Linked DNA regions of Mus musculus: regions 1, 3 and 4 are each linked to region 2. Evidence: chromatin loops called from intact Hi-C (ENCODE). Cell type or tissue: left cerebral cortex. All regions are shown on one strand. Region 1 has its middle 22 kb from the start of 4932438A13Rik. Region 2 overlaps Trpc3 (transient receptor potential cation channel, subfamily C, member 3). Region 3 has its middle 62 kb from the start of Trpc3. Region 4 has its middle 40 kb from the start of Trpc3.

What was found. Peaks named below come from ENCODE experiments on the same cell type or tissue, not always from the same donor. Only the 100,000 strongest peaks of a DNase experiment are listed, where the experiment ranks them.
Region 1: it touches region 2 in a loop (2.4-fold over the local background); 6 of 42 quality-filtered maps call a loop at or near these places.
Region 3: a loop joins it to region 2, with 2.6 times the contacts of the local background. A loop is called at or near these places in 2 of 42 quality-filtered maps.
Region 4: a loop joins it to region 2, with 2.4 times the contacts of the local background. A loop is called at or near these places in 3 of 42 quality-filtered maps.

Annotation. Positions count from the first base shown.
Region 1 is chr3:36,839,744-36,842,243 of GRCm38, reverse strand. No RefSeq gene overlaps it. Among named protein-coding and RNA genes, the nearest start is that of 4932438A13Rik, 22 kb to the left of the region's middle. In left cerebral cortex, a CTCF peak has its summit at 1,116 (motif pointing left); a DNase peak (open chromatin) is centred at 1,112.
Region 2 is chr3:36,639,508-36,642,007 of GRCm38, reverse strand. It overlaps Trpc3 (transient receptor potential cation channel, subfamily C, member 3), which reads left to right. Exons shown (of 12, transcript NM_019510.2): 8 at 1,229-1,424. Among named protein-coding and RNA genes, the nearest start is that of Gm35856, 14 kb to the left of the region's middle. In left cerebral cortex, a CTCF peak has its summit at 1,027 (motif pointing left); no DNase peak of the experiment used is centred here; H3K27ac peaks cover 68 bases.
Region 3 is chr3:36,750,835-36,753,334 of GRCm38, reverse strand. No RefSeq gene overlaps it. Among named protein-coding and RNA genes, the nearest start is that of Trpc3, 62 kb to the right of the region's middle. In left cerebral cortex, no CTCF peak of the experiment used is centred here; a DNase peak (open chromatin) is centred at 1,023.
Region 4 is chr3:36,729,341-36,731,840 of GRCm38, reverse strand. No RefSeq gene overlaps it. Among named protein-coding and RNA genes, the nearest start is that of Trpc3, 40 kb to the right of the region's middle. In left cerebral cortex, no CTCF peak of the experiment used is centred here; a DNase peak (open chromatin) is centred at 1,510.

The sequences.
Region 1 (2,500 bases), 200 kb before region 2:
TGGAAGCAGATCTCAATGCCCACCACAGATGGCGAGTTACTACAAACTATAGTACACACACCTAGCACAGACATGAAACAGATGAAAAATGAGAGGAGGAGGAAGCAAGGAACTGAAGGAGGAGGATGATATAGAGAACATCTTTGGGTGCTGATATGATGTGATCCTGGGCCAGTACCCACACTGCGTGGCTCTCGTGGCTCACAACTGCCTATAACTCAGCTCCAGAGGGGATCCAGTGCATCTGGTCTCTGCATTGTGAATGACATCTGCATTCACATGCATATACCTCATAGAGATACACATGCATAATTTAAAACAAAGCAGATCTTTTAGAAATTACCTTTCCGAATAAGGCGTTAGCCTGGGTCTGGAGATGGTTCAGTGCTTTAAGAGCATGTGTTGCTCTTGCAAAGGACTTGGATTTGTTTCTCAGCATCTATATTGTGGCTTACAACCATTAGTAACTTAGTTCCAGGGGATTAGATGCCCTTTCCCGGCCTGCATAGACACCAGAAGTGAGCATGATATGTAAGCATAAATGCGGGCAGAATACTTATACACATAAAATAAAAAGAAAGCCAGGTGGTGGTGGCGCACGCCTTTAATCCTAGTACTTGGGAGGCAGAGGCAGGCAGATTTCTGAGTTCAAGGCCAGCCTGGTCTACACAGTGAGTTCCAGGACAGCCAGGCAGGGCTATACAGAGAAGCCCTGTCTCGAAACAAACAAACAAACAAACAAACAAACAAACAAATAAAATAAAAATAAAAGAATAAAAAATTAAAAGAAAATATGAAAATAATAACAATAAATAAACTTCAAAAAATGGAGTCTGCACATCAGGCAGTGGATATTAAGCTCCTATGACCACAACAGATATTGTTTGAGGTTCAGGAGATACAGAAACGGAACAGAGCAAAGTCTCTGCTCCCATTTAACACCACTCCAAAATTCAACCATAAGTGGTAAATAAATGTAGAAAGAGAAACAGCCCTGTGGTAAGAACGGCTTTTTTAGGAAGGAAGATTCTGATTGATGAAACCCACTCGGACTTCAAACCTTACTCTCTCTCCTTCACACAGCCCGAAGGGTGATGAGGGGGAGAGAGTCTCCACCTAGTGGTGGCTAAAAGGCTGACAAGGCAACTGTTCTGAGTTCGCAAAGAGAGTGCATGAATAACACTTCCCAACCTTTGGGAAGCCACATCTGTGTCAGTTTGCTGTGCTCCAGAGCGCAAAGACCCCTGAGTCCGGAGATACACTGCTTTGTTCTGTTTAGCAGATTAAAAAAAAAAAAATACCCGATTGATGGATAATGAGAAGCAGGGACCAGAGAGTGGAACATTTCAGGCCGGGGGGGGGGGGGGGGGGACAGGAGAAGCTGGAGCACACTGGGAGGAAGTGACGGTTCCACAGGTCCCCTTGACGAGGCTGGAGTACTGCATTTAGCCAAACAGTAGCCCTGGAGCTGTTGTATAAATTAGATACCAAATCCTCTATAATTTTGAATTAGAGCTGAGTTTTACATTATCTACAACTCTAAGATGTTATGATCTCAGTGACTTGTGCTGATAACACAGTTCCATGTATTTCTGTCTTGTCACCTGAATTAATAAGTGAAGAAATTATTAAATTTCAGGTGGAGTTCAGAAAAAAACAGTGTCATTATTTCCCACCTAAATTTATGAATCCCCTATAAAGAATTCCAATTCCCAAACCATAAAGAAGTGTGATTATTATGTGTCAATTTAAGCATATTTAAGTATAAGACGCAAACAAAGGAATTCTGGCTTGTACAAACGCTTGTGATGATGTCAGGCTTCAGATTTCAGGGTCCTTTCTTATGGTCATCTTCTTAATCCATGAAGTGTGTGATTGGACCTAAGGGCTTCTTTACTTGAGTGTTTAACGTGACAGGCACCCAGCCTTGTAGGCATAATGTTTTCTGGCACTGTGTTATTCAAATACTAATTCCCCTACCAGTAGCAGTGAGTTTTTGCTACACCGATTTGAGCTCCCAGCTCATCTCCCCAGTTGCTACCTTGGATCTGCAGATGAAAGATATACACATACTAGCTCATTTTTAATCTGCCTTACTGGCTCAATGGCTGGGTTCTTCTAAGCCTCCTGCAGCTAGCATGCCTTCCCCTTTAGTCCTAGCTCAAGACCTCTAAATTTTCCCTCAGTTTAGTTGTCTAGTAACCTTCTGTGAAGCCCATTCATCTTCCTGCCCAAGCCATTTCGTGCTGCCCTTCTATGGTACACTTTCCCTTTCTGCCTACATTTTGGCAGATCTCCCCTACAGCTCTGAGTCTGTTCCATCTCTCTCCTCCAAGTATATCGATTCATTCTCTCTCTCTCTCTCTCTCTCTCTCTCTCTCTCTCTCTCTCTCTCTCTCTCTCTCTTAGCCTGCAGGAACCTGGAAGACCTGCCTCTTTATTTCTGCCCAACCACTAGCCACTGGCATCTTTGTTGATTGATCAAGAGCCAGTTGGGGAC
Region 2 (2,500 bases):
GAGTGTGGATTCTTGTGACCAGAATTCAGGCATCAGGGCTGGGTGTTTAGAGTGAAAAGCCTTCCCTTCACACCCTAACCCTCAGTCTATGAGCTGAATTTCATTTTCGGAAACCATGGTTTCTTTTGAATACTTTTGGAGATTTTTTTCCCCAAAAGAAGAATATAAATATCCAGATAGCCCTCTCTTTTGTGTTTAGATGACTCAGTATTTCACAGATGCTACATTTGATTTTTTTTACTTAATGTATCCTAGCTATCCCTTATACTATAACTGTATGAAGATAAATCTGCCTCGTTATCCCCAGTGGCTGCACCGCATTCCACCATTGGGATACACCAAAACTCTTTGGCCTGGTTTCTGGATATTGAGCTTGGTTTTGTTCTAAGTATGGACAAATTCCTTCATCGTGAGCCATGGTGAGGGGAGATCCTTTTTGAAGTGGGTGTTTCATTTCCAACCTAAGCCAAGGAGTTGGATTTAAACTTCCAAACCACCTACAAAATCAGACTCCAACCTTGCACCATTCCAGAAGAAAAGTAAGGGCCTTCTGAAGTAACTTCTGCTTTCTCCTGTTAACCAAATCTTCATCAGAATAACTTCAGAAAAGCTGGGCATTGACACCAGCCCCTGAAACCCCAGGATATAATTGCTGCTAAGTACTCCAACAATGTAGGCATGGTGGCACATACCTGGAATGCTACCTCTTAGAATCTGGATGCAGGAGGATCAATTCAAGGCCATACTGTCTCAAAAACAACTTGAAAAAATAATATACCATAACAGAACAATTCTTAAAATGTTTTTAATTCTTAAAACATATTTTTCACTCTTAAATTTTAATTTTTAAAATATAACCAAAAAACTCTTTAAATTCTTATTAGAAGCAATTATTACAGGGCTAGAGAGATGGCTCAGCAGTTAAAAGCTCTGGTTGCTCTTGCAGAGGACCTGGGTTCAATCCCAGAATCCACCTGCTTACAACCATGTGTAACTCCAGACCTAAGGTATCTGACGCCCTCTTCTGGCCTCCACAGGCACTGCATGCACACAGTGGACAGACACATGCAGACAAAACACACAAAGTAAATAGTATTTTCTTAAAAAGCAGTTGTTAGGAATGTATGATGATAGCATTTCATAATAATTTTACATCTGTATAGCATTAGATACTAGCTTGTTTTTAATACTGGAAGCTACTCATTACCGTGTCTTTATTGTTCAACAGGGTTGAAGAAAGTTTCAAGACTTTGTTTTGGTCCATATTTGGACTGTCTGAAGTGACTTCTGTTGTCCTCAAATATGATCACAAATTCATAGAGAATATTGGCTATGTTCTTTATGGGATATATAATGTAACTATGGTGGTCGTTTTACTCAACATGCTAATTGCTATGATTAATAGCTCATACCAAGAGATCGAGGTGAGTGTTCCATCCCTGTGTGTCTCAGAAGTTCTAAGACTATTGGTTAGAAGTACTGGCTGCCGGGGAGGGGGAGGGAGCGGATTCTTATCTGCTGGGCCACCCACTCTGATCTGACTATGTTCTTTAGGCAAAATGTTCAGTGTCTGTTAACCACTCTGCTTTGGATTTTGGATTTGTCCATTCCATAGCTTCCTCCTTTGTTTTGTACTTTTTGTATATCTTCTGCTCTCAGAGATCTTGGCTTAGCTGTGTGTTACCTCCACCAAATAGCGATGCTTGCCCGGGTTTTTGAAGACAGGGTCTCACTCTAGAACCAGGCTACCCAGGGCATCACGATGCTACCCAGACCTCAAACTCATTGAGCCTCCACCTACTTCATGATCCCAGGTGCTCAGATTGCAGCTGTGCGTGCGGCACCAGGCTTAGCTTCTATGTGCATTTTGGGAATGGATTCCCATACATAGCGCCCCCAGCACAGAATGTGTCGGTTATTTTACTTGTGGATATGACAAAGCAAATGAAGGAAGCAAGAGTTTATTTTTGGCTGACAATTCAGGGTACAGTCCATTCTTAGTCAGGACACAGTGAAAGATGGATATTGGACCTTGGCTCATTTTCTCCTCTTATGTAGTCTTGAGTGTAGTTGAGACTACCCACAAGGAGTTTGTCTCTTAGGCAATCCTAGATCCCATCATGGTACCAACCAGAATTAACCAGTACAGGAATCCCACCGAGACCAAAGGACAGTACTGTGAGTGTCTGCTTGTGTGGTGGCATCAGTGTAGGTACTGAGGACTAAAGGAGCTCATATCCTATGCCTGTGGCCCTGCTTCATGTCCTTTATCAGTGAGGATAGTTGTACCAATCACCATGGGGAGCACTGGGAATAGAAAAGCATAAAGACAAGTCTCGGCCACTGTAGGATTCATGTGACATGTGGAGACATGTAGTACAAATACAAACTTCAAAATGTAATTGATCCAGTGAAATGTGTTGGCTTATGTCTGTTATCCAGGACTTAGGAGAAAGTGGCAGAGGGCTAGCCTGAGCTACAGTGTAAGTTACAGGCCAGT
Region 3 (2,500 bases), 110 kb before region 2:
ATTTCATATATTTATATCTTCAACTCTATGATTACTCCCATTTTCTAGACAAGGGGGTCTAAGAGCCTAAATTATCCAAAGTGACACATATAATAACTGTTAACATTTAGGACCTACACCCAAATCTCTCACATATCAAAGTGGCATTTTTTTTCCTCATGTCAAATGGTAAGGGATAGCTTGCCCCTCAAAGACTAATCAATTTGGGAGAGGGTAGGAATTAATCTGCCTTAAAACCAAATATGGTTCCATTCCAGGTTCCTAATCCCGGCTGGAGTTCAATGACGGAAATAATCTCTCTGTTCTGTAAATGAAGACACAGGCTTTTGTGGAATGAGTCGTTTCCTTGAAGTTGCACAGGCATTCAGTAGCCTAAGCTAACTTCCTGCCATCCCAGTATCTCTGTCTGGTATGTTGCGATGAGTTGAATCTGGCCTTCTACATCTGTGAAGCCTGTAAATAGGCATGTTTATCAGAACAGAATAGGGCCAGATATAGCTTCCGGGGTTGGGTGGAGTGCCTGTTCCTCAGAGTAATCAGGCTTAGCCTCTTACAAACCATATGTAAGAGAAGTTGTCAGTGTGGAGAAATATTTATCAGGATGAACCCATAGGCCTAGGATCAATTGAACCTAAGACTAAATTGGATGTTCAGTGGAATAAATAGCCCAATGGGGCAATTCCAGGCACAGGACTAGCCTTGCTGGAGCTGAACTAAAGTTGAAACTTAATTGATAGACAGAAGCATTTTCAGATTGATATTTGTTAAGTTTGATATTATGTAAACATTGTAAATTGGTAGATACAGTTTGGCTACATCTTTAAAACAGTAGCAATAAGAACACTGGAAAGGCAATGGAGTGTTACAGTGTAGCTATCATTGTTCTCTACTTACAGCTTGCCTCTCTGCCCCCACATAAAGCTTCTTTCTCTCCAGTCACGATACACCTGTGGTCCACCTCCCACAGAGACATTTGAAGAAGCTTCAAACTGTGCTGGGTAGGAGGGTTGGGGAGTCCTAACAAGGTAAAAATTGAAGTTGGTGCTTCTGAAACTTAATGGGATTCAGAGATGCCCTGGAGAACACTTGTGCACATGTCTGGGCATCCCCCAGACTTCCTGAATGGGCAGCTGGTGTCTCCAGCATACATAACAAGGTGGCGGGCACAGTGCTGCCTCTTTGGGAACCTCAGGTCTCCTGTTTCTCACCACCTGAGCTCTCACCCAGCCGCAGGTCATACACTTGAGGATAGAGTTAGGATTCCAAACTGAAAAGAATATCAGAACATCTATTCTCACCATGAGCAGAAACCAAAGGATGTAAAGTAAAAACAGAGAAATGCCGACTGCCTTGTCACAGTGTGCTACCTCACCAGGCTCTTCTAGATATAGATTGTCAAAGAGAACAACACAGATTTCCTCACTTAGCTAATTCCCCAAGGGCATAGGACTAAAGGAACGATAAGAGAAAGAAATGAAGAAAATGAGGTGAAAGGAAAAGAGCAGGAAGAACTCACACTTTAATTCAGATTTCCTATTTTAATTTCTTCATGAAGCATACAGTCGGGACAAAGAAAGCAAGACTCCCAGACCTTCATAGTACATGTTCTGCCTGGTTTGATGTCAACCTGACACAAGTCAGAGTCATTTTGGAAGAGAAAACCTCAAATAAGAAAATATCTCTACCAGGTTAGTCCATGAAGCATTCTCTTGATTGATAGCTGTGGAAGGAGGCCCCTGTGGGTGGTGCCACCCCTGGGCTGGTGGTCCTAGGTGTTATAAGAAGGCAGGCTGAGAAAGCCACAGAGAACAAGACAGTAAACAACACCCCTCTATAGCTTCTGGTTCAGTACTTGATCAGGGTTCCTGCTCTGACTGAATTCCTGTCCTGACTTCCCTCTGTGAAGGACTGTTCCCTGGAAGTATAAGATGAAATTAACCCTTTCCTTTCCAGTGTTCTATCACAGTAATGGGAATCCTGGGTAGAATAATATATGAGAGCTGGGGGGGGGTCCCTTTTATAGGAAGGGAAACTGAGGCACAGAGACTTAGGCAAACTCTGCTACTCTTCTGCAGCAATGAACAACTTAGTAGATGTCCAGATGTTCCCTACCATCATCATCCCTCAGGAGAGTTCTAAAGGCCTTCTGATTAAAAGGGAAAGAACACGAAGCTGGAGTCTGAGCTCTGCAGCTCCTCTCTGGAGCCATCATTCAGTCAGTGTGATGAAAGAATAATTTCTCCCCACAGGGTTGTCCCAGGGACCCATGATGGAGAGGATGTAACGTCACATGTTATAAACTGAGAAACACTGAGAGGTCATGGTGACACTACAGGGTGGATCTGATGTGACCCAGGGCCTGTTGGCATTCCAGAGCTGAGTGGGAGGAGATAGGAAAGGACAGACATCTTCAAGAAATGGAAACAAACTTCTGAAAGCTTAGATTTCATTTTTCTAGTGCTCAATGGAAAATGTTGGCAACGATGTGGCCTAAAAGACA
Region 4 (2,500 bases), 90 kb before region 2:
CCCAGAATAACCCACCTTCTCCTTGAGAGCCTGGGCCTTCGTCAGTCTCTGCCCAGGTGCCCTATATCCTGGTGCTAGGCTGGGCACTGGGGAAGGGCCTATCCCAGAATCAAAAATCTGTACTTCTCAGGAGTGGAGAGATCCAAGAGAAAGGGGGTTAATTATTTGGAGCCTGTATCTACCTGTCCCAGAACCCAGTTCGCCTTAGAGTTTCTGATAATGTAAACTTCAGCCAGAATGAGTTGTTTGCAATAGACAATCCTGATCATAACAATAGCTGTAGGGAATATTTATTTAGTGGTCTCCCTTTACTCTATTTCTATTTTGCTACTAAATTCTTGAACTTGGATGCAAGTCACTCACAGGATCATTTCAAAGGTAACATGCCAAAGCACATTGAAGGTCTCCTGCCCTCTGTAGCACTTACACTTGACCATCAGGGAACTTCACCCTAGAACTATTTAGAGGACTCACATCTTCATTTTCCTTACTATGTCTGCTACTTGGCTTCCCATCTATAAACTCCTTAGCATCTCATAAGAGAGAGGGAAAGTGAAGAGCGGGAGCCAGGCTTCCTTAGGGGCTAAAGATGGATTCTGGAAGATTCCACTACCTGTTGCTTCACATATTATACCAGTATTCCTTCTTTTTCTTATCTTCTTCTTCTTGCTCTTCTTCTCCTCCTCCTTCTCTTCTCCCTTCTTCTGCTCCTCCTCTTCCTCCCTTCTTCCTCTTCCTCCTTTCTCTATTTCCTTCTGTTCTTCCCTTCCCTCCTCCTCCTTTCTTCTTTTCTCCACCTCTTCCTCCTCCTTCCTTCTTCTTCATGTGAGAAAATATTTTTACATAAGAGAGATTCTTTGACCACTAAAATATATTAATTGACCTGCTTTGAGCTGTAAGTGAAAAAAAAAACCCTAAACAAATCTAAACAATAAAAGATTCACATACCAAGAATCCTAAGTAGAAGGAGTTCATGGCTGATTTATTCAGAAACTAGTTGATGTATTTTCTTTCTGTACTGTCTTTTAAGAAAGCATTTTTATTTATGTGGTTGGAGCAAATCCAGGCATCATCTCATAGAAACAGCATCCAGGGAAATAGAGGTATTTCTCCTTGTGTCCCTTTTCATCAATGAAGAAATCCAGTCCTGTAAGTCATGTGTTCAAAGTAAGAACAGGGTGTGCTCTATCAGCTTTGGCCGTCTTCTCCAGCTTGGAGAAATTGCCAGCGCCTCCTCAAAGGATAGTGTGGATGGAGGAATGTGAAGAAGGCTGATGAGGGAAGTGGACAAGAACATTGGCAGAGCTAGGGTCACTGTTGTCTTGTGAAGCTGCACAGAGCTCAGCCCCTTGCTCAGCTGTCACGAAACTCATCGACTGAATAATATGTAAGCAGGGTGTCAGTTACCTCCACCAGAGCATTGGAGGGGTGTCATCTGCACCTTCCTCCTTTTTGTCTTTGGAGAAAAGCAAGATAAGACTTAGCTTTGCAGACTTGAGCGGAAAAGAAACCAAAAGAAGGTGGAGACAGGAAAGGAGCCACCCACACAGGTATGAGCAGTGGAAGAGAGCAGGGGACAGACAACAGAGCACAGGAATGGGGAAAGGAATGCATAAAGGAGTTGTCACACTCTGGCTGGGGAGGGGGGGGGTGAACCAAGGCAACAGAGCTGGCTGTCCTCCATAGGGGCTGGCCCACCAAACATGGTTGGCCTCACAGCTGCAGAACAACCCTTATATTTGCTTACAGCTATTTTTGGTTTGTAGTTAGAAATATAGGGAATCACAGATAAAACCTGTCCTTGGGATGGTGCCCTGTGACTGTTCAGGATTAATCACAGCAAGTGGAGTCAACCCATGAGAACCGATGGATCCTGGTCATCAGATGACAAGAGGGCGCTGGCCTTTACAAGTGAGTAAAATGTGTGGCGTCAGCATAGTGAAAGGAAGATGACAACCCATTTTTCCAAGTTACAGCGTGGCTTAGAAAGGTTTGTTTCCTAAATTTAGGACTTACACATTTGAAGTGCTGAGATCTGGGAATTTGGGGATACTAATATAGCAGATACAATTTATAAACATATTTCACTATTAATATAAATGTGTATCTACTCAAAGTCATTAGCTACAGACATGGCAGAAATTACCGCAATCAGTGGAGAAGATAGAAAGCCATAGAGAATTCTAATCAGGTTACAAAAATAAAATCTCAATAAGGAGGCAAATGAGAAGACTTGACCTTCTAACTTGGACTTGAGCATGCCCTGCATTTACCCTGGCCTCTCCCTGTAAGAATATGTAACATTAGGACTGAGACAAACAGCTGCCATTATTAACCACCGATGAGGCTAACGCCTGGGTTTTCACAATGATTAAAAGTGTGCCCATGTCACAGAATCTAAGATTTCTTTTTGCAAAGGTCTATATGTATTGTGAGCAGAAAGAATATAAAAGTTTTATGTTGCTCTGAACCGACTATAGTCACTGAAATCTTTCCTAGA